Regions from separate parts of the Mus musculus genome. Here all the other regions are linked to region 1. The links are chromatin loops, found by intact Hi-C in ENCODE. Cell type or tissue: left cerebral cortex. All regions are shown on one strand. Region 1 overlaps Anks1b (ankyrin repeat and sterile alpha motif domain containing 1B). Region 2 overlaps Apaf1 (apoptotic peptidase activating factor 1). Region 3 has its middle 17 kb from the start of Slc25a3.

The links. Hi-C counts contacts between places; a loop is a spot of excess contacts. Peaks named below come from ENCODE experiments on the same cell type or tissue, not always from the same donor. Only the 100,000 strongest peaks of a DNase experiment are listed, where the experiment ranks them.
Region 2: a loop joins it to region 1, with 8 times the contacts of the local background. A loop is called at or near these places in 40 of 42 quality-filtered maps.
Region 3: a loop joins it to region 1, with 2.9 times the contacts of the local background. A loop is called at or near these places in 17 of 42 quality-filtered maps.

Annotation. Positions count from the first base shown.
Region 1 is chr10:90,724,280-90,732,279 of GRCm38, reverse strand. The region is part of intron 17 of Anks1b (ankyrin repeat and sterile alpha motif domain containing 1B); the gene reads right to left. Among named protein-coding and RNA genes, the nearest start is that of Apaf1, 350 kb to the left of the region's middle. In left cerebral cortex, CTCF peaks have their summits at 3,157 and 3,361; DNase peaks (open chromatin) are centred at 2,719 and 3,343; H3K4me3 peaks cover 379 bases; H3K27ac peaks cover 2,909 bases.
Region 2 is chr10:91,030,267-91,038,266 of GRCm38, reverse strand. Apaf1 (apoptotic peptidase activating factor 1) reads left to right here. Exons shown (of 27, transcript NM_009684.2): 16 at 1,232-1,357; 17 at 6,557-6,718. Among named protein-coding and RNA genes, the nearest start is that of Apaf1, 48 kb to the left of the region's middle. In left cerebral cortex, CTCF peaks have their summits at 4,101 (motif pointing right) and 5,702 (motif pointing right); DNase peaks (open chromatin) are centred at 2,953, 4,115, 5,697, 6,317 and 1 more place.
Region 3 is chr10:91,136,839-91,144,838 of GRCm38, reverse strand. No RefSeq gene overlaps it. Among named protein-coding and RNA genes, the nearest start is that of Slc25a3, 17 kb to the right of the region's middle. In left cerebral cortex, CTCF peaks have their summits at 798 (motif pointing right) and 3,081 (motif pointing right); DNase peaks (open chromatin) are centred at 3,094 and 7,262.

The DNA.
Region 1 (8,000 bases):
ACTCAGAAATCTGCCTGCCTCTGCCTCCAGAGTGCTGGGATTAAAGGCGTGCGCCACCACGCCCAGCTTACAGCACACTTTTAAACCTCATTATTTGACTATAAACCACATGAAGCTTCCATCATTTTTACAATGGGGGCAAATAATAATGATGATTCTGCCCGCACTGCAGGGCATTGTGGGGATTCGTGAGTACACACATGCACATAGTTGTGTATCACTTAATTGGGTCTACATAGTTGAGCACTGCACCAGTCAGTGATGACTTATGTGTGCAACAGTGGTCCCAGAAGATCACATATCACAGTGATGTCACAGTTGCTTTCCTTTGTGCTAAGTAAACTGTGACTATTGTACAACGATGAAACTCCCCAATGACACACTTCTCAGAACGAATTCCCATCGTTAAGTGATACATGACCACACGCATATGGCTGGTGAATTCTCAGAATATCCTAGAAGACAGACAAGATTGTTATTAGTGTTCTCATGATAGATATAGTGGAGGCTTCCTGAGGTTGAAAAATCTGCTTTAATACAGAAGGCTAGCAGTTATGGAGATTGGAACTTTTGCCTTATTAAAATTGTCCCAGCGATTAGTGGTGTGTGTGTGTGTGTGTGTGTGTGTGTGTGTGTGTGTGTGTGTGTAGTAATGCAGAGTAAGGTTATTTAGCAGGTGACAGCAGGGGTGGCTCTCCTGCATGTACAGATGTTTATTACTCTCTTGCCCCCACAAACCCTTCCCTCTGTGATTTTGGATTTTTCTCTAATCTCTTCTTTTTAGAAGGATGCCTGTCATCTTGGAGTAGAGCCGACCCCTAATGGCCTCATTTTAACTCACTGCCTGTTTAAAGATCTTATCTTTAAGCACAGCCACATTCTGGGGTTCTAGGCCTTAGAGCTTTGGAGAAATGAAATTTGATCCACAGTGCTTAGGGAAATTACAAAGAAAATGGTAATTAATATATAACATGTCTTATTTTCTAAGTAAGTGGATCAAAGAGGTTATATGAAATAGTAATTGCTATATTAGTCACGAAACTGATTCCCCAGCACATATGGCTTATATTTAAAATTTTGAAATATAAAAATCCCTTGAATACATTTTCTTATTTATCTCATTTTTAGTAATGTTATGACCATCACTATGTTGAAGATACTGCTAACATACATTGAGTTTACTATGTTCTAGAGTTTCTAATAACATATATGAATATCCCAACTATTATAAAATTAGGAAGCAAAAGACAAAGGAGCTAAATGACTTGCTCAAGGTTTTATGGTTATTAACTAGAATAGCTGAAATGGACTCCAACTGCATCAGTGTTTTTTACTCTGTGGATCTCCTATGTGCTATCGAGTTTCTGCACAGATGGAGTAACTTGGGTCAGAGAACAACTGGAAAATCCAGACATATATGAAGGGATGGATACTGCACTTTACAAAATGAAGGTCAGCAATCCTCAGGAATCAGAAGCCACATGATTGGTCCGTTTTACTGTCTAGGCTGAATACCCAGACAGAACCTCAGGAAGGTGGTACCAAAAGTCTATGTTCTACTCTTACCACATCCCCACCAGCTCAAAGGGCTCTGCCAACTAGACCAGCTGAGACAGATGATATTAAGCAATATGCGAGTAAAGACCTTGATATACTTGGGGACTATGGCTTGGTTGCTAAGCAGGGTTTGCTTGTCATATCTCTTGGTATGCTGCCTGGATCAACTTTAATAGGGATATGAATTGACAGAGCGGGTAGATGTTTAGTAAGAACTGCACATATACAAAGGCTAGCACAATAGAGATGTTGTGTTCATTATTTAAAAAGAAACACATGACATCTTACTAAATGCATTCTTACCAGTTTTTGAAGCATGACCTACACAGTTAGAATTTTTAGAATATTTAGAATAAACAGCCATTTAGAATTACTGAAAGACATATACCATCCATCTATTCTTACAAGGTTACCTGCTACCTCTTTATTCACAGACTATAACTATGTGGGAAGAAGATGGCAACAAAATTACAAAGAATCTCCCTTTCTATACTACTCTGAATTGTTTGAACTAATAAAAACAACTAATTATACCCTGTCACTAAAAATCAAGTATTAACAATGATAACTTTCCTGTTATCAGCTTTTTCAAGGTTGTTGGCTTATGTTAGAAAATGCTTAGGGCTGGCTGTCCCCGCTGCCTCAGAGAGCTACATCTTGTTTAGTCTTTTGCCATTCAGATGTTGTCATATAATTAGCACCAAAAGGCACCTAAGCTTCTATGCTGAAACGGTTCATCTCAATATTCATTTGAGATTTGACCATGCTTCTTTTCACTTAAAATGAAGGAAAAGAAAAAAGGAGTCAGACTTTCAAGTGATCTATGTTGATGCTTACCAACACCTCTTAGTTGCTCCCGGTTGGTGTTTTCAAGGGCAGGTGGATTCTGCGTCTGGTGTTCTGTATGGAACCTGTCCTTGTGCCTGTTTCCGGTAGGGTGGGAAGAGAACAGCTGTCACCTGTCCTGCCTGCTCTGAGAACTCAGCACTGTGTTTGGCACCATGGGGATTTTCCCACAGTGCTTTGCAGGAAAACATCTGACATTTCATGATGATACTTAAACATAAGCTCGACGCGAGCTGGAGGAAGTAATGCGAAACTGGAAAACAGATTAAGAATTTGAAGTGGTCTCTTAAGCCGGGGTGACCCGGGGTGGTTTAAAAGTCCGCTTTATTGACTATTGTACCCTAAAGTGTAAGAGGAGGTTTTCTGACAAGGATTAAGAGAGGAGTTCTGTAAACCTGAATCATGTTTTTCAGAGGTTACTGAAGATCACACTGAGAACAGCTGCTGGGAATGTTAAACACAACCGTGGAGCTTTGAATGGAAGAAAAGCTTCACAAAAGAAAAATATATCATTTTACTGGAAACTTGTGCCTTTGGTGGTGAAGGGACTTGTCAAAGCAGCGATGAGAAAATGGCAGCGCGCATGCCATCCGAACACAGGGACATCAATTAATATGGTTTCTTAATCATAAAAAAAATAAGGTTAAAATATAGATGTAGGCTTCACATGCATCTATGTAAAAAGGAGGCAAGGAACGATCTTCATGGGCTCAGATGAATGGCTACCAACAATAATCCATCCCATGTAATCTAGGATGAATATTAAAACCACAGCCCCAGACACATTTTCCTACTCCCCTTCCTCCCCCAGCCCCCCTCCTCCAGCCCCCCTCCCCCGGCCCCCCCTTTTTAAACCTTTGCAACAAGAAAGATGGAGCCAGCCTTCCTGGTGCCGCCTGCTTTCTGGTTGGAAGAACACCAGACCCACCTAGTGGACATTTCAATTACTGCACACAACTTTTACCTTCGGCCACCGCTGCTGAATTACAGCGCTGACAGAAGCCTTGAAGTGAGATCATTGGTTGCGGTCTCCTTGTGGGTCATAGCAGAAATAGTAATAGTTAATCTCCAACAGATAAAGCTGTCTCTGGCTCCTGAAGGGAAGCCCGTGTCTGCCAACCCCCCGCCACCCCCCCAAAGCCCCCAGCATACTGCTGCAAGCGGAAGGAAGCACCAACAGTCAGTTGGCTGCAGAGACAAGACACCCGATAGGCATCTGGAAGCTTTCAATTTTCCAGGAAAGTCAACGAGCAAGGTGAACAGCTTGGCAGCTGTATCCACCGCGGAGCCCAGCCTTTTGGTGAGCAGGGTGAACTCCACAGAGCACAGCTGACGAATTACACTGTGACCTTTGCGCGAATCCCTGGGCACATAAACTGGGTTTACATTCAATTTCACTTTTTGGAACAGAGTAGCTCATGTGGCTACATTGTACCCAGTGTCCTGTCACTGAGCCAGCTCGGCCTCTGTATCTTGGTAGTCATGGCAGATGTTACATATATTAGACTGTAATTTGGGTCGGAGAAATAAGTGTTCTGGGAGAAAGGACTTTGGTGAAATACAAAAGGTTACAAAGTACAACGTTTTAGCAAATTCGGCTGCTAGGTCAAAGGTGACATCCTTCTACACATGATTTATTTATTATTAGGCATCAGAAGAAAAGGCCGGACATAAGGGGTGCAGAGAGATGTTTCTGTCCTGACTTGTGGGTAGTTGAAATAGTTGGCAGATGGTGGCTTCAGGCTAGGAGTGTGCTCTGTGGCTAGCACTGCCTGGGAAGGGCACATGGATGGACCTGGCGGTCTGTCATTAGAAGCATGTGATGTGCAAACTGTTGCTCCCGAGTTTACTAACAGTTCCTGCTCTTCCATCCCACCCTTCCTCTTCCACATCAATCTCATTGTCTGCCCCCTACTCCCCATGTTTCTCATTAGTACTTCCATCTTCAGCTCATCTCGTCCATCTTCAACATCCTCAACAGCTTCCTTCTTCCGTTTCCTCTTTCTTTCCTCTTTGTCCCTCCTTCCTCCTTCCCTCCCTCCCTTCCTCCTCCTCCTCTTCCTCTTCCTCTTCCTCCTCCTCCTCTTCCATGTCTATGGCTGCATCTGACATGGTAGGGCAGCCAGTGAGAAAGAAATCCAGACTCTAGCTAGAAAGCTGCTGTAGTCCACTGCAGAGGAGGAGTCAGGCACAAAGGTGGCTGCAGCCAGCACAGAGCAAGACTCAGGAACAATGAGCGATCACTCTTTGGAGCAAGTGGTAGGGCCAAAGGGCTTCTTTAAAATAATATTTAGTGTTATCATAGCATATGTTTTAATTAGGGTTTCCAATGCTGTGAGGAGACACCATGACCAAGGCAACTCTTATAAGGGACAACATTTAATTGGCGCTGGCTTACAGGTTCAGAGGTTCAGTCCATTATCATCAAGGCGGGAGAATAGCAGCTTCCAGGCAGGTATGGCACTGGAGAAGGAGCTGAAAGCTCTATGTCTTCAATCCAAAAGAAGCCAGGAGCAGACTGTCTCCATGTGGCTAGGAAGAGGGTCTCAAAAGCCTACCCCTACAGTGACACACTTCCTCCAACAAGGCCACACTTCCTAATAGTGCCACTCCCTGTGCCAAGCATATACAAACCATCACAGCAAAGAACACTTCTTGTCCGGTTAACTTTCTTAAAACCTTCTTAAGCATCCAGGACAGTATTGCTAACGAGGGTCCCAACACTTGCAGAAGATTTCTAGAGTTCATTCCTCTAACTAATTGAAATTTTATTCCTGTTGACTAGCAGTTTTTTACGCCTTACTCCATATCCCAGCAGCCACCACTGAACAACTGTGTGCATTAAACTATTTCAGATAATCTCACAAAGGCAAAACCACATATGATTAAGTCCTTTCTACAGCTTATTCCACTTTGCATTGTCTTCGAGGCTCACCTATGTCATGTCTTTCCATAGATGGTAAAAAAGGGATTCCTTCTTTTCCAAGACCTACTAATATTTCATTACATATGTGGTATGTGTGCATGCACACGCTCATACGCGCGCCCGCACACACACACACACACACACACACACACACACACACACACACACAGACACTTTATGCATACATTCACTGAGAAGCATTTCATTGTGACAGTCTCGGGGAGGGACTGTATATATCAGATTGGTCTATAGACACGTCTGTAGGAAGTTATCTTGATTATATCAGTAGTGGGAAGACAGCCACGTAGGTAGTATTAGTCCTTGGGCAGGGGACCCTGAATGATGTGAGTAGAGAGGGTAAGCTGGGCACCGGTTTGGGGGGGTCATGGATTCATCTCTCTCTTCTCTTGGCTGTGGGTGTGATATGATCAATGGTTTCAGGGTCCTGATGCTGTGATGTCCCCGCTTAGATGACTGTAGCCTGGAAATGTGAGGGAAAAATAGACCCTCCCTCCTCTAACTTGCACTTGGCAGGCTTTTTTTTTTTCCACAGCCACAGGAAATAAATGGAGCCTGTTTATGTATTTCTCTAAGATTTGGATTTCAGTGATTTTGAATAAATATCCTAAAGTTGGATTGTCAAATCATGTGCTAGCTCTAGCCTTGTGCATTTGTTTTCTGACTTTATCAATAGAGCGGACAAATAAAAGCTACATCCGAGGCCCACAGTGTGATTAATTTGATATACAATGGGAAATGACTTCTACAACCAAGCCAGAACACCACAGCACACGTTAATCTCCTTTTAAAATGAAGAATGCACAAGATCTACTTTCTTAGCACAGATCAAGCAAATGATGCTGTGTTTTTACTACAGCTCATTGTTATACATTAGATCTCTAAAAGTTAAGTATCATTATAACTGATTATTTGACTCTATTTTTGGGGGCAAGGTCTCATGCACCCAAAGATGGCTGTGAATGCATTATATAGCCAAGGATGGCAATGGACTTGATCCTTCCATCTCTACCTCTTGCATGCTAGGGTTACAGGGTTGCACCGCTGGCCAGTTTAGCAACGTACAGATTGAATCACCATTACTCTGCAACCTATCTGAAGACCAGATAGTAAGTACAATGCTTCAAGTTTTTTATTTCCTAAAAATCATCTTGATAATTTGTGAATTTTATAAGAATATTTGTCTACTTCTCTAAAAAATAAAAACCATTGATATTTTAACAGGGAATATAACGGTATAAGTAATATAATAATTGTATTGCTAAGTCTTCTAATCTTTAAACCAACTGAAGACTAATTCCATACATTGGCTGCAGGGGTTCTTGCAGCCCATAAAAATAATATCAAGCAATTGCTAACCATTTTAAACATTTTGAAGATCTGTTATTCTATCTTTTAGCATTTAGGGGATTTTGAAATCCTGTGTTTTGTGGATGGTTTGTGTGTGTCTGTCTACGGATACAGATCCATGTCCCTCTTACTCATCAAGGAATGTCCAGTATCACTGCAGCACAGGAAAGCGTAATGGTTAGAGCCCTTGCGTGGTTTCCCATCCTGTCTAAACAGTTATGACCTGTGGCACACACACTGACATCTGACTGGCATGACAAGCATTCTAGGATTCCGTTGAGCTTGTTGCCTTCATTATAGAGGTTTTTTTTTTTTTTTTTTTTTTTAATTGCCTTTTTACCCTTCCAGTTTCTCTTGCTGCTGGTGGAGGCCACACAATATGATTTGGCTAATAAAAGGTAACAGGAAAGCTGGCAGAGGATTCTGGGAATGTTCTGAATTCCCACTGAGAGGGACACAAGCAGGATGACATCATCCCTCTTCTTTCCTTAACCTAAATGTGGACATGACTCCTCAATGCTGGGCAGCCATTACTGCCCATGAGACAAAGGGAAGCTGGTTCTCAGAGGTGCTAGCTACAGAAATACTAGGAGATAGTAACTGCTCAGCTGAGTGCTATGGGAGAAGGGCTAAATGACAGTTTCAGCTATAAGTAACTGGGTGACTTTTAGGTAAAAGTGATTTTGAGCCTAGTTCTTTTACTTAGTTTTAAAATGGGATCATAGCAACCTCTTCCTCATGAGATTGTTGCAAAGATTAAATGAGATTTCATATATGTACGTATACATGTACAGGACACAAAATATATACAAAAAACCAATAGGAGTTAATTGTCATGTTTATTTCTATTTTTTGGTGATGGGGGCCTTTGTAAGTAAATCATGGTTGAATGAGTAGGTCACAGTTAAAAGATGCAGGCTCAACCCAAGGCAGCAAAACGATGCTGATGTTTTTGGAAAAAAAAAATGAGAAAAGGGGGGGAAAAGATAAGGTAGCCAGAGGCAAGCGACAAGGCTATAGAGGGGTCATGTGGGCTCTGGGCCGGGGCACAGTGGCCCACGAGAAACCTCTCTTGGTGAAGGACCAGCGTGTGGGTGCTGAGGCCGCACCTGTGGTCCCAGGTGTGCCAGCATCAAGACACTGAATAGACGTTTGTTGGTTCCCTGATTAACTGAATGAACAGTGAGGGTATTAACTGAAAAGAAACTGCTATCTCTTCCTTAAGGCGGAAGAGCTGGAAGCGGCAGGAAGACTTTTCTCCAGAGCCATCTGTACGCTTTTTATAATATTTGCCTGGAATCGT
Region 2 (8,000 bases), 310 kb before region 1:
ATAGCTGGCTTGTGTTAATTTCCCCATATGTGGTCTCAGACCCATAGCTTTATTAGATTCAGAATCCAGACAAACTTGGCTCTTGGTGGTTGTCTCTTTTATTCTGTTAAAAAGTCTCTTTTTCTCCTTTTTCCTTTCCCTGGTGTTGGGTTACTAGACAGGTAGAGTTACTTGCTCGAGGACTGTCACTCTGACTTGTTGGGTGGCTCACTGGACTGCTGTTTGACCTGAGCGGTAGTTCCTGTATTCTGGTATCAGGGAAGGTTTTGGGTTTTTTTTAGGCCATTAATAGCTTTTACCCAATTAGTTATCTCAAGGTTTGGGATGTCTCAGAAAAATGAAAAAAAAAAAAAAAAAAAAAAAAAAAGCTTGCTTGGACCATTTTTGTAACCTAGTACTTAAAAAATATGGAGGCAATTTATACATTACTTACTGATTTTTGTAGCTAATTAAATACTGCAATTCTAAACCACTCAGTTAAAAATAAGCAACAGTCGTTCAGTTAGTTTAGTGTCCAGAATAAAAGTGTAGTGAGGCCTTCAAGTTCCTTGGTGGACTGAGATGTTGATCTAAAGGTGCCCAGTTATTAATCACAAGCTTATCTTTGTATTTGACAACTTCATGTTACTCTGAATTAATTATCGTTCTGTAACCAGCAGTTCAAATGAAAAGGAAGAACTTAGTGTGAGTTTTACTTTTTCCATTTAACTTAGATTAATTTTCTTTTTAAAAATTAATTTATTTATATATTGCTTATGTATGTGCATGTATGTATGCCATTGTGTGTGGGTTGCCATGGAAGCCACAGCAGAAGGCATTGAGTTCTCTGGAGCTCAGGTTACAGGCAGTTGTGAGCTACCTGATGTGGGTGCTAGGAAGTTCATCAACTTGGGTCTCTGGGAGAGCTCAGATGCTCACGAGCCCCCTTTAGTATAGACCTTAAAATAGACCCGTCGGCAGTTTGATTTACATATATAGTGTATCCTGATCATATCCAACCCAACTCTCCCTCTCCCTTTCCCTGGGCCCACCATTCCCAGTCTGCACTTCCTCTTTCCACCTTGATTGCAGTTTCAAAGGGGCCAGATGCCAGGACTGGTCTAGAACCCTTGAGCTTCAGTGGTCCTTCGGTTTTAGCCTCCGAGTAGTTGGAACTGCAGGTGCCCGACACACCAGTCTCAAGCACTGCCTTTTTATGGTTTTAACTTATCCTTTTTCCCTTTCCAAATAGCTCTGGGATTTGAATCAAAAAGAATGTCGAAATACCATGTTTGGTCACACGAACTCAGTCAACCACTGCAGGTTCTCACCAGACGATGAGCTCTTGGCTAGCTGCTCAGCTGACGGGACTTTAAGGGTGAGCTTTGAACATCACGAGAGGGCTCTAACTTTAGAGAAGCCCTTATGGTCTGTGGTGAATGGGAGTTTCTGTTGGTGTTAGTGTTCCAAAGCTGGGATACAAGCCTGAGATAAACAACCTGTAAAGAGGGAAGACATATTTGTTTACAGTCTCGGAGGTTTTAATCTGACCCTGTCTCTGTCTGTGCCAAGGCAAGTGCCTTGTGGCAGGGAGCGTGTGGTGAAAGAAACTGCTTACCTATTAGGGTCTTGGAAGCAAAGCAGGAAATAGGAAGGCCTGGGGCTCCACTGTTCCCTTCAAGGGTACATGTTAAGGGCCTAACTTGGCTTCTCTAGGCCCTCATCCTTAAGGCTCTAAAACAGTGGTTCCCAACTTGTGGGTCATGGCTCTGTTGGCAAACCTGTCTCCAAAAACATTTACATTGTGATTCACAAGAGTGGCACAATTAGTTGTGAAGTGGTAATGAAATGATGTTACGGTTGGGATCCATAAGGAACTGTATTAAAGGGTCACAGCATTAGGAAGGGTGAGAACCACTGCCCTAAAACCTCGTGTGCCTGTGCCGCAGCCTGGGATCCACCCTGTCAGCTCATAAGCCTTTGGCGGAGTTCCTAGATCTAAGCCGGAGCAGCGTTTTTATGTTTGTAGAAGGAAGGCTTTCCTTTCAGCTGCTAAGAACCTTTGTCATACTGTTATTTTTGAATGCTTTATAACCCAGAGTTTAAATTCTTCACTTTAAGCATATCTTCCTCTTAAACATGTATTCATCATGTATTTTTAGATCGGTAGCATCAGGAGGCAGGTTAGCCTGCTTCTGTCTTCCCTGAAGAATCCAGTCTTATTTTTACTGTAGTCTTGTTGAAGAGTCTAGGGAGCTCTATCTACAATGCTGTGAAAGGGGACATGGTTGGTGTTTTATCTGTCACTTTTGGAGTCTTCTCCAATTGTTTGATTTCTCCTCTACTTTTTTTTTTCTGGAATATTTGTTTTTGGATTTTTATTTTTTTTCCTTGCCTTTTCTCCTTTCTCCTTTCTGGAAGATTCTTTCACTTCGTTTCCTAATATTTTAAATACAACAGTATTTTAAAACTTATTCACAGATTTTTCAGTACTTGTTCTTAGAATTATATTTCCTAAAAAACATTACACCGCAATTTCATGACTGTATTTTTTCTTCTTGCCAGTATGAATCGTTTTTTTTTTTTTTTTGGTTTACGTATGCCTTTTCCAGAGCTGTCTTCAGTACCTGCTCCTGTGTAGCAGTGACTTCAGGAAGGTGTCTGGGAATTGTGTTTCCTTCTAGGGTTCTTAGGGTTTTATATTTAAAAAAAAATTTTTTTTGTGCACGAGTATGAGAGTGGAGGTGCCGTGGTGTGTGTGTGGAGGCAGGAGGGCAGTGCTCAGGAGTCAGGTCTGTCCCTGAGCCGTCTGCAGGCTCAGCTTTCACGGTTTGATGATGAGCTCTCATTGGTAATCTTTCGTCTTGATCAGGGTGAGTGTTCTGAGAGAAATGCCTCGCTTTCTGGTTGTAGTGAGAAGAGTCATTGGAACATACCGTGGTATCTAGGCAGAGGTGGCAAAGGGAATGTATGCTTTATCTTAATGTCCTTATTTCCAGTATACTGACCCTGCCCTTAACTGGGTTAAGTATAAAACAACCCAGCCCACTCTTAGGGTTACAGCCTACCTGGACCGTAGAGTGGCAGGACGATCTCAGTGGATCTCTAAAGAGCCCTCCTGAGTTAGCCCCTCTCTCTAGAAGGAACCAGCCTGCACTTTCTGAGCCACTTAGATTTGAGTTCGTTCAGCTGGTTCCCCACTGCAGGCTCAGGATTCAGGTTTTAGGAGCCCACCTACCTTTCTTCTTCCTGGCCTTTCCTGTTACCCCGTCACAATTTCCTTTATCTTGTGGGTTGTAGCTAGAGAGAAAAAAAAATCCCTTTACTGTTGTTTTACATGGGGTTTGGGAGGGCATTCAGGTGAGTGTGGGTTTTTTTTACTTATAAAGAAAGCTAAGCTGTATTTCCTTTAGTAACTTTCTATTCATCTGTGCGTGAAACTGGTATATAATCTGTCTTTTCAGCTATAAGTTTTTAAAAACTGTGTATTTAGTATTCACTGGATGCTAGATACTATACTAGGCCTTTGGGGTTTAAACGCTAGAAGAAAAAAGTATGCCCCACAGTCTGGTTATTCAGAATAAAGTTAGGGAGATGGCAAGTGGATAAACAGTGACAAAATTATGTTCCAGACTGATTTCTTTTTAATTTAAAGATTTTTATATTATTTTTAAAGTTATGTGTATATGTAGATTTCTGTGCATGACTGACTGACTGTGCCTGTGGATTGCCAGTTGTTACAAACCCAAGGCAATGTTTCCTCCTTCTGACTCCGTCAGTATCAAACAGTTCAGCAGTGAGGGGTGCACCCCTTGAGTTTCTTAACCATCTATGGCAGGCTGATGCCAGGTTCCCTTTTTTAAGTTACACTACCTATCTTTCTGTCTGTCTGCCTATTTTTGCGTACGAGTGTGTACATCTCACAGCACGAGTGTGGAGGCCAGAGGACAGCTTGCAGGAGTTGGTTCTCTGCTTCTACCATGGTGCGTTCCAGAGACTGAGCTCCAGCCAGCGGGCTCGAGGTCTTACCTGCTCAGCTGTTCCTTTTGTTAGCCTGCAGGTCCTTTCAGGTTTCAGTACAGCAGGTGGGAGTTTGTGATTGATCGCTGCCCTAGCTTGCCCAGCAGATGGCGCTCTGCTATCTTTCTTCCTGTCTCCTGGCCTGTGCATTCTTTCCACACCTTCAGCTGCTGTGTTGCCTGGGCCTTAGAGGCCTTAGACGAATGGTAGGAGTGACTTGTTTAGGACATCACTGTTGCCAGCGTGTTGTCAGTCATGGGTCTCTGCATTCATTGTCATTTCATTGTGAATATGTGTATACTTTATTACCGGTCTTCAGCTGATGGACACACCGATTCTATTTACTAGCCAGTGGTGTGGCCAGTTAGTCCTGAGCTCAGAAATGTTTATGTCATGTTGGTCAGCGACAGGTGTTTGATTTCTGTATTCGTGTGTGAGTGTCACTAGCAGTGGGGGACAGGCATCACTCCACTCAGGGAGACCTGCCTGTGTTGATGACGGCTTTCCCACAGAGCTATTAAGCCAGTGTCACTGGCTCTTTGCACAGGCAGAGGTCCAGCAAAATGATGTTAGATAGCAGCTTGTCAAGGTCAGAGCCTTGTAAAGCCTTTACTGTCTGAGAGAATAGGAGCTGTAAAATTATCGATGCCCCAAAGGCTCTGGGATTCTCTAAGCTTGTTGTAGGGTATCATGTAGATAACCATGTGGTTTTCTGGGCCTCAAAGAGAAATGGTCTTAAAGCGTTTTCTTTAAAGATTGTTAGTTAAAGCACACAAGAGCTTAGGGTGCACAGGCACCCTGGGAACGGTGCAGTGGCCTCCTCAGAATACAGTGGTGTGGCTGTGTCATCTCCTGATGTGTGAAACTTTATCATTGTCTTCTAGGGGCTGAGCTGGCTGCAGAAGCTCACACAGTGTTGGTAGGTGTAGTGAAATTAAATTGTGTCAGCCTGCTTTTAGTTCCCAAACCTAAGTTTGTCCTACTAACTGTATGATTTCTCATAGATTCTGAATGTTAGGACCAAAGCTCTGCCATTTGGTTTGTTTCTTTTTAAAACTTAGAAATTACTTTATTTAACGTGTGTGTGTGTTGACATGCTTGGAGGTCAGAGGACAAGTTGGCCAGTCAGCTCTAGCCATCCCTCATGTGGGTCCTAGAGACTGAACGCAGGCCACCAGGCTTGGTGGGAGGTGCTTTCCCTACCCCTGACCCATCCTGCCTGCCTGCCTTCTTTCTGTACTAGATAAAGAAGGCTAACCATGCTAGTGCCTGTCGTCTCTTTTGTTTTATTTTACACAGAGTAGACACAGTTGTCCCAAGGGGAAAGTGTTAGGGTTTGGCAGCCTTTTTTGGGGGAGGGGATTTGGTCCAGGACATGGTAACCCTTTTGAAGCCAGAGCACACCGCTCACGCTCAGGTCTGAGAGTGAAGGTGCATCCTTTCAGGGGCCGTTGCTTGTGTGGCTGTTCCAGAATAGGGCTTAGAGTGTTTCATAGTCCATTTCTCAGAGCTGGTTAGTTCTGTGGCACTCCATAGCCCTACCCAGCACAGCGGAAGCCATGCTTCCTCTCACTATAGCTTTCAGTATAGTTCCTCCTTTAGGGGTCTCATTCTCACTGGATGCCCAGCAGGCACCGGGGCCCAGTACAGTTTGCTTCTGCGCTTGTGGTAGATGTGACTTGCATCTCCTGCTTGTCCCAGTAGAGGGCAGCAGCAGACAGCTGTGAGTCCCTTTTACACTCCTTCTCACTGTCAACACCAATCTTTAGCCACTTTCCACCCTGTGCAAGGCCCAGTTAACTTTTTTCCTTTTGAGATGAGCTCTCATGTAGCCCAAACTGGCTTCAAACACACGATCCTCCTGCCTCAACTGCAAAGCACTAGCATTATAGATGTGTCAAACTGTATGCAGCTCAATTAACTTTTTATCTAATTTTAGTGACTTTGGGGTTTTGTTTGTTTGTTTCTGCAAAATGGAAGCTGGATTTCTTGCTCTCTTTTTCTTTCTTTCCTCCCTCCCTCCCTTTCTTCCTTTCTCCTTCCTTTCTTTTTCTCTTATTGACTTTACATCCAGATCATAGCTCCCCCCTCCCACTTTACAAGTTTCTCCCTCCATTGCTTCTTCCCATTCTCCTCAGAGAAGGGGAGCCCCTCTTGGGTACCACCCTAACCTGGGACATGGGCGGGGGGGGGGGGGAACCTAGTTCCAGCAGGACCAGGCACATCCTCTCCCACTGAGGCCCAACCCTAGGCAGTTCAGGTAGGGGAAGGGGATCCAATGGCAGGGAACAGAGACTGAGGCCCTGATCTGCTGGTTAGGGGACCCACATGAAGACCAAGCTGTACATTTGCAGCAAATGTGGCGGCGGCGGGTGGGGAGGGGGCTAGGTCTAGTTCTTGCAGGAAGCTGGATTTCTTAATTTAAAAAACTAATAAAAAAATAGGCTTGTGTAAGACCATCCATTGGGCAGAGCATGTTTGTATGACATTTAATCTAGTTGGAATTCTAGAGGAGTGTGTTGGGAGTAAAGCAATTTTGTTTTTTGTTTTTAAACAGCTTTGGGATGTGAGATCAGCAAACGAGAGGAAAAGCATTAATGTGAAGCGCTTCTTCCTGAGTTCAGAAGACCCTCCAGAGGATGTGGAGGTGATCGTGAAGTGTTGTTCCTGGTCTGCAGATGGTGACAAAATAATAGTGGCAGCAAAAAACAAAGTCCTCGTAAGTCCTGCCAAGTCCTGCCATCTCAACCCACTCCACTCGGACACAAAGTTTCAACCTCTGTTATGTGTGTGTTGTCCTGTCCCCCCCCCTCCCGTCCAGCTTAGCTCTGTTATTTGGCGCAGGCTTCCTAACTGCTCACAATTCTTAGAAGCCCTGCTCTCTGGGGATATGGGCGGCCTCGTAAGAAAAGGTCATAGTCATGCAAGTCAGAAATAGTTTCTACTCTCCCAGGACACGCAGTAGGAAACAGCATAGGAAAGCCGACACCACAGGAGCAGACTGTAGCAGTCCAGTGTTCCTCCAATTTATTATTTTCAACGTTTTATTTCATGTGCATGGGTGCTTTGGCTGCATGTATGTCTTTTTACCATGTATGTAATGCCGTGGAAGCCAGAAGAAGGCGTTGGATCCCCTGGAACTCTACATACAGATGCTTGTGAGGTGTCACGAGGGTGCTTGGAATTGAACCCAGGTCCTCTAGAAGAGCAGCCGTTGCTTCTCACTGCCGGGCCATGTTTCTGCCCCACGTCCCCTGAAGTTTATTTAAAAGAGAATACTTTCTTCATCACTTAAAAAAGTTTTTAAAATAGGTTGATTTTGGTGATTTTCAAAATACCTTTAAAAATTGGTTTGAATTATGTGCATGTATTGTGTCTGTGTGTGGAGGTGTGCATTCGAGTGAGCAGAGGAACCTGCTAAAGCCAGAGGCATTGGCTGCCCTGCAGCTGGCGTGACAGTGACCGGGATCCTCCTGATCGGGGTGTTGGGAAATGAACTTCTGCCCTTCTGAAGGGCGTGCATGCTCTGAACTGCTGAGCCGTCTCTTGAGCCTCTCAGAGTGTCTTTAATTCTTTTACAATTTGATGGCTCTTTAAGAACTGAATGAAACTGTGAGATTTTTCCTAAAGTAAATAAAAACAGACAAAAAAGAAAATGGTAGGTCTCATGCTGACATCATGGTCTGAGTACACATCAACATGTGTAATTTAAAATGTAAACCCCCAAGAGATGTGGATTGCTATGGTGAGAGGTCTAATGGGTGAGATGGGCTCTCAGTAGACACAATGGTTTGTCCAAAGTTGGACTGTGAGAGCCAAATCCTGTGGTTCATGGACATTCTGTGCTAATACTCATTTTAAAAAGCATGGCACAGAGGTATTAGAAGTCAATGGTACCATCATATATTTATATATAAGCTCATTGAGGGACTGGGTGTGTGCTTACTGATCTAGTAATTGTGAATCTGGTCTTTGGTTACTTGTAGACTTATGTCCCTCTA
Region 3 (8,000 bases), 410 kb before region 1:
TTACAGAATGCAAAGAAACCAGGCCATTCTCTGAGTTTGAGTATAACCTGGACGCCAAAGTGAATACCAGGACCCCCAGGGCTACACAAAGAGACCCTGTAAGCAGCTTGATAAGTTGCCAGCTCCCACTTGTTTCTTTCCTAGTCTTTTACTCCAAAACTAGTGCTTAGCACAAAGCCACGATTTTGCTGTGGTCTCTGTCGGTAAAATCATGCATTCTCCTTTGTAAGTAACCTTTTTGTGGTGTATTTGAGAACCAAAAGGGATCAAGAGAATGAAAAGCCTTGGAATTCAACAAAAAATTCCTAGGAGCCTAAGGATGGAATTCATAGGATCCAAGCTGAGCTTACCAAAGATCCGACTGAACGGTGTGACTAGTAGATAACATCATGGGATGAAGCCAGGTGTTGAGGGCTGTGCCTTTAGTCAGGAGGAAAGGCAGGCCTGATCCACATAGCAAGTTCTAGGCCAATGTAGTGAAACCCTGTTTGAAAATAGTCAAAAGAAGCCGGGCGTGGTGGTGCACTCCTTTAATCCCAGCACTCAGGAGGCAGAGACAGGCGGATCTCTGAGGCCAGCCTGGTCTACAAAGTGAGTTCCAGGGCTATACAGAGAAACCCTGTCTTGAAAAACCAAAAGAAAACAAAACTATTTTTGTTTTTGTAGTCAAATATATTCAAACCAAAAGGTTAAGTGGAAACACAGGCTGATGAATGAGCACACAAGAATACACACTCGAAGCGCAACACTTTTAGCCCCAGAGGCAGGCAGATCTCTGAATTCAAGGCCAGTCTGGCCTGTAGAGGGAGTTCCAGGACAGCCAGGGCTACACAGAGAAACCTATCTCCAAAAATCAAATACTCTAGGCCCATATTCAGTCTCTACTCTCCACACGCAACAAAAATTTCAGTGTAACATCACACGAGAGAAAGGTGCGTTTGGTTCCCACTTAACTGCATTAAAATCTAGTCTTGAGGTGAGACTGTCCCTAACAGCCATCAATCCTGTTTGAAGTTAGAATTCAATTATATCACTGGCTGAGAACCCCACCACCAAGTACACACACGTGCGTGCACACGCACACAGGAAAAGCAGATAGGAAGCTGCCTGGATTAGGCAAGGAGATGGTTGGCAGGATTCGACAGCCCACGGAGGGTCTGCTGCATAGGTTGCAAGTCAACATCTGCTCCAACTCAATGCCTGTTTCGGGACCAATGGAAGCAGCTTTGGAGACACACACTGTGGGCAGATGCTGAGCTTCCGCTTCTGCAGACAGCGCTTTACGCCATCTCAGGATGGTGAGGGAGAAGATACCTCAGAGGCTTCTCAATCTTACTAGGAAAAAAAAAAAAAAAAAACGGGCGTGGTGGCGCACGCCTTTAGCACTTGGGAGGCAGAGGCAGGCAGCCTGGTCTACAAAGTGAGTAGGACAGCCATGGCTACACAGAGAAACCCTGTCTCAAAAAACCAAAACCAAACAAACAAAACACTACTTATGCTGGATGTGGTGATGCACCTCTTTAATCCCAGCGCTCAGGAGACAGATGGATCTGAGTTCAAGGCGAGCCTGGTCTACAAGGCAAGTTCCAAGAAGGCCAGAAGTACACAGAAGCCCTGTCTCAAAAAAAAACAAACACTACTTTATCAACAGAACCCTTTATTCAATAGGTGTGTGAGTTTAAAGTGACAGGTGAGAAGGGACAGTGGAAGAAGGAATCATGTTTTCTGGTTCCTTAAGATTCTTTTTTACTGCACTAAGGCTAATGCTGATGGCCACACGCTGTGATGTGCAGTACCACTGCCTGCCAGGTGAAGAGAAAGGGCCCTATCCCAGCCTGGCCCAGATGCTACTGTGGTAGCAAGTACCCACTGTAAGTCACGGGAACAAACATGAGGAAGTTGCTGGTGATCACCTAGATGGCGTAAAGCGCTGTCTGCAGAAGTCAGCATCTGCCCACAGCGTGTGTGTCTCCAAAGCTGGTTCCACTGGTCCCGAAACAGGCATTGAGTTGTAGCAGATGCTGACTTGCGACCTATGCAGCAGACCCTCCATGGGCTGTCGAATCCTGCCAACCATCTCTGCGGGAGTATTAATTTCCAAACCAAAACAACAATTCCACATTCTTAAAGCCAAAGTAGAAGGTCATAGGCGGCAGCAACAACTGTCTCTCAGCTTCAGGGGACCTGACACCCTTGCACAGGCAAGATGTTCAAGGCACAACATGCAGGCAAAACATCAATGCATATGAGACAAATCATTTAAAAAATTTTTTAAACTAGGGCTGGTGAGATGGCTCAGTGGGTTAGAGCACCCGACTGCTCTTCCGATGGTCCAGAGTTCAAATCCCAGCAACCACATGGTGGCTCACAACCATCCGTAACAAGATCTGACTCCCTCTTCTGGAGTGTCTGAAGACAGCTACAGTGTACTTACATATAATAAATAAATAAGTCTTTAAAAAAAAAAAAAATTTTTAAACTAAACAAAGAGCTGGGCACCAGGGTCAAGTTTCAGTAGTCTCACCTGTTCTTTGAACCCAGAGTTCAAGGTCACTCCGGGTAACAAAGATTTGTTGAATGTGACCTGAGACTACATCTTCCCAAAGAAAGTACACAAATACCCCTGAAGCATATGGGAAGATTCTCAACATCATTATTCATCCGTGGAAAAAGTGCCTCGTAATCTTAAAAAAATCAGAATTCCTAAGTACTGATTGGTTAGAGTGTCTACATCAGAATTTCAAAGTATTGCTGGCGCCAGTTGTGGTAGCACATGCTTCTAATTCCAGCACTTGCTCGGGAGGCAGAGGCAGGGGGATTTCTGTGAGTTCATGGCTGGCCTGATCTACATAAGTAAGTTCCAAGACAACCAGAGTGAGATCCTGTCTCAAAATAGACAAAATATAGAGCTAAGTGGCAGACACTTGTAATTCTGGCACTTGGGACGCTTAGGCAAGAGGGTTGTGAGTTGGGGCAACCCTAAGCTACAATATAGCAAGACGCCATCTCAAACAAATACACTGATCAGTCAAATATAGGAAAAATCACCAAAAATGTGATCTGAAGGGTTTTACCAGAAGGGTACACTAGGTGTCACTATATAACTCTGTGTAGTAGGCAATGTCTGGTTACTGTAGGGGAAGCCTTGTTAAATATGGCCTATCAGTTGTAAGAAGGAATTGAGTTCCTGTTAATTTTGTTTTTATTAAGTTCTAGGTCAAAAGTACTATTAAGAATGAGGCTTGCAGTCTCAGCTCTTGGGAGGCTAAGGCAAACGGATCCTCAGCCTGGGCTCCATAGCAAGCCTCAGCCATGCTGGGCTGTGTAGCTGGGTTCTGTGTCAGAACCAGAACCAAACAACAGAGCCAAACTGATTAGGCTTTATTGGGTTTCTGCCATCTGAGTAAAGTTGGCGCACAGGTAGATTAGTATAAAAGTCAGTTGAGCCAGACAGTGATGGCGCTGGCCTCTAATCCCAACACCTGGGGAGCAGAGGCAGGTGGATCTCTTGAGTTCAAGGCCAGCCTGGTCTAGAGAGCTAGATCCAGGACAGGTCAGTTGATATTCAATAAACAACCTTTTATTACATCGTTTCTATTCATAATAATAAAAACTCTACAACACAGCTAGGCTTGGAGAGAGATGAGGAGGGACAGAACCAAAAGAGAAGACGCTGACTGGGAAGAGGAGGGGTGCTGCCCTGAGCTGCAGAGGAGTGGTCTGCTTAGGATAGACACCATTAGGGGACCCAAATGCCTGTGGCTTCCCTAGTGTTCCTGTGACAGTACACATGAAAACCTGGGAAACATTTGGCTTTGGTTTCACGTTTGCAACGGACAAGATATAAAATCATTATCAAATTTGCCCAGAGAGATGGCCAGCCCACCTGGTGCCGTGTGTGTGTGTGTGTGTGTGTGTGTGTGTGTGTATGTGTTGTTCCTCGCATGCACATGCATTGTGGGTTTTTTTTTCTTTTTTGTTTGTTTTTCCTTAAGACAGGGCTTCTCGGGCTGGTGAGATGGCTCAGCGGTTAAGAGCACCGACTGCTCTTCCAAAGGTCCTGAGTTCAAATCCCAGAAACCACATGGTGGCTTACAACCATCCATAATGAAATCTGATGCCCTCTTCTGGAGTGTCTGAAGACAGCTACAGTGTACTTACATATAATAATAAATAAATGAATAAATAAGTAAATACTTTAAAAAAAGAAAAAAGACAGGGCTTCTCTGTGTAGCCCTGGCTGTCCTGGAACTCTCTGTACACCAGGCTGGCCTCCAACTCATAGACATCGGCCTGCTTCTGCCTCCTGAGTGCTGGAATTAAAGGTGAGCACCATCACCTCCTGGCTAGTTCTTTCCTTTTCGAAAAGTATTATTGTGTGTGCAAAGGTTGCGTGTGTGTGGAGGGCAGAGGACAACTTTATTGAACTGGTTCTCTCTTCCTTGATGTGGGATCTGGATAGCAAGCTCTCCACCTTTATGTGGGTTCCACATAGCAAATTCAAACTTTCTGGCAAAATGTTTTTACCCCCTGAACCGTCTGCAGGAACCCTTATTACCAAGTCATGTTCAGAGCTCACAGCACGACTGCTCTCTAGAAATCTGCAGACAGCTGGGTGGTGGTGGCGCACGCCTTTAATCCCAGCACTCAGGAGGCAGAGACAGGCGGATTTCTGAGTTCGAGGCCAGCCTGGTCTACAAAGTGAGTTCCAGGACAGCCAGGGCTATACAGAGAAACCCTGCCTCGAAAAACAAAAACAAAACCAAACAAGAAATCTGAAGACAGTTTGAGGAAGATCAGCCGAGGGCTCACCAACCCAATGACAATGTTGAAGAATGTGTTTGGTTGACCTTGACTGTAATCCTGATTATTTTTTTTCCAGACAAAACATGAAAGTGCCCTGCTTAACTGTACATTTTGAATTATCTAATTCCTTTACAGTAAGTATACCATGCTAGTTATAAGCAAAATGTTTCATAAGGGAATTGGTTAAATAGACACTGGAGGGCTCGGGCCAAGACTTCAGAGGCTACAGAGACTATAACTGAAGACAGCAGCCAATGCCTCTGCTGCAGAAGGCACTAAGGGGAAATGCTGGGTTCATGGAACTTCCCAATGGCAGGAGGGGAGCCTCGGACTATACGGAGGTTAGTACTGTCATGGTAAAAACAGTCGCAGTTACAAAATTCACTCTCTAACCACTTAGAAAACGCAGCACCTTGAAAAGGGAACACTGGAACTGGAGAGATGGCTCACTGAGTAAAGAAGTCTGGTGGCCAGAGTTTGATCGCCAGAGCCATGTGGTGGAAGGAGAGAGCCAGCTACTACAAATTTTCCACTGACCTGTACACTTGTGTGTGTGTGTGTGTGTGTGTGTGTGCGCGCACACACACACACGCACAAGTGCTTTGTTTAGTCACATGAATTTTAAATATAAAAAGGGACACTAACAAGTCATTTTAGCCTAGTTCTAATCCCATATCAGTAAACTGCAGGGCAAAGACATCTATTTTAAGCTGAGTCAGTCATGTGATAAGTGGCTCCGACAGAGAAATGTGGAGACCGAAACTGCTTTGTGGTGATCCTTGAACTTGGAATTGCAGTGATATCTCCACTATCTCTTGACGTGTGCTTGTTAATCGTTCAGACGGTATTTATGGAACATTTTCTATACATGCGCTGAGAATCCTCTGATGAGCAAAAGCAACCCTTGTAGGATATGTGGGCTTTTTATTTTTTAAGTCAATGTATGTATGTTTCTGTGTATGGATTTGTAGATAGTACAGGTGCTACAGAGGCTAGAAGAGGGCATCAGAGTCCCTGGAGCTGGAGTTAGAGCCTTTGTAGAGAGAAATTTTTTGTTTGTTTTGCTTTGCTTTTTGGAGACAAGGTTTCTCTGTGTAGCTCTGGCTGTCCTGGAACTCACTTTGTATACCAGGCTGGCCTCGGACTCAGAAATCCTGTATCACCTGTCAATTTAAAAAGACCTATGGCCTATAGGAAAGGGTGGAATAGAAGGTGGGACATCTGGTAGGCAGAGAGAATTCTGGGAGAGTTCCAGACACAGGAAGATGTGCAGAGAGATGTATGGTAAGCTGAGAGCCTGTGATGTGCCAAGAAATAAAGAAGGGCTTCAGAAATAACAGGGACTGGTCAAAAGAACAAAGGATCAGACTCGAAGGTCTACACTGGCCATGTTAGAGGCAATATGAATATGAAATGACAATTCATCAACCACCACAGTTGTGGTTTGAATAAAAATGACCCCACAGTGCCCATAGGGAGTAGCACTGTTAGTGGGTTTGGTCTTGTTGGAGTGGGTGTGGCCTTGTTGAAGGAAGTGTGTCATTAGGGGCCAGGCTTCTGAGGTCCCAGAAGCTCAAGCCCAGGGTCGGTGACTCACTGTCACAGGAAGACCTACTTCCTGCCCATCCAGATGTAGAACTCTCCAGCATCGTGTCTGTTTGTGGGCCACCATGACAATAACAGACTAAACCTCTGAATCTGTAAGCCATTCCCAATATAACTCTTTTTTTTTTAAAGATTTATTTATTATTATATGTAAGTACACCGTAGCTGTCTTCAGACACACCAGAAGAGGGAGTCAGATCTTGTTATGGATGGTTGTGAGCCACCATGTGGTTGCTGAGATTTGAACTCTGGACCTTCAGAAGAGCAGTCGGGTGCTCTTACCCACTGAGCCATCTCACCAGCCCCCCAATATAACTCTTAAGAGTTACCATGGTCGTGGTGTCTATTTGCAGCAATAGAAACCCTAAGACAACAGTTACTGATTGATTCCAGTTAGAGTCAGGAGTGGGCAGACAGGTGTGGGGCATCATGCCTTTAATCCCAGCACTCCATGGGCTACTGAGAAAATGCTTGTCAAAACAACAAAGCAAGAGTCAACTATTGATGTGAAAATTAGCGAGAGGGGGGTTGATGAGCAGAATATTTCGCGACCTCAGAATCCCCTCCCCCACACCACCTACTATTACAGAGGAAAATGCCCTAATGAAAAGGCCTGGCGGACGACTCTGCGCATTAGCATTCACCTCGCAAGGAATGAATAAACTGGTATCTAGTGCTTCTTACAAATCACCCAGAACCAGGCCCTTCTGCGTCATCCCCGCCATCACATCATCTGAAAAGGTCAGAGAAACCGGAAAGGGCTAGCATTCTCCACGCTGAGCTGAGCTCCTATACGCTGAGCTCCTCTGTATAATGCCAAGGTCATAAGCCAGGAAGAAAGAACTCCAGGCCAGAGAGAAGGAAACAGCACAGCACGGAAGTTCAGGCTGAATGCTACATGGGCTTCCTGAGTAGCTTCTGGAAGAAAAAGCAACTTTCACTTCTCTGTTTTGTTTTTTTGGTTTTTCGAGACAGGGTTTCTCTATATAGCCCTGGCTGTCCTGGAACTTACTTTGTAGACCAAGCTGGCCTCGAACTCAGAAATCTGCCTGCCTCTGCCTCCCGAGTGCTGGGATTAAAAGGCGTGGGCTACCACGCCCGGCTATTTTTTTTTTTTTAAGACCCAGCAATTGGAAGGCAGAGAAAAATGGGTCTTTAAGTTCCAGGCTAGCCTGATCTACAGAGCAAGTTCCAGGACAGCCAGGGCTAGAGCTACACAGAGAAACCCTATTTCTAAAAACAAAAACAAACCACTGTGCCAAGGTCTCAGATACCCCAGGCTAGCCTCCAGCTCTTTTTATGTAGCAGATGATGACCTTGAACCCCTGATTCTGTCACCTCTACCTCCTAAGTGCTGGGATTGCCAGTGTGAGCCTCCGGTGTGTTCAGGCCTTCATGCATGCTGGACAGTCTACTAACTGAGCCACATCCTCAGACCAGCTTGTTCTTTTTGCTTATATGTTTGTTTGAGACAAGGTCTCACTGTGTAGCCCTGGGTGATCTGGAACTGGGTGATATAGACCAGGCTGGCCTTGAACTCAAAGATCTGTGGGCCTCTGCCTCCCAAGTCTTGGGATTCTGCCACCATG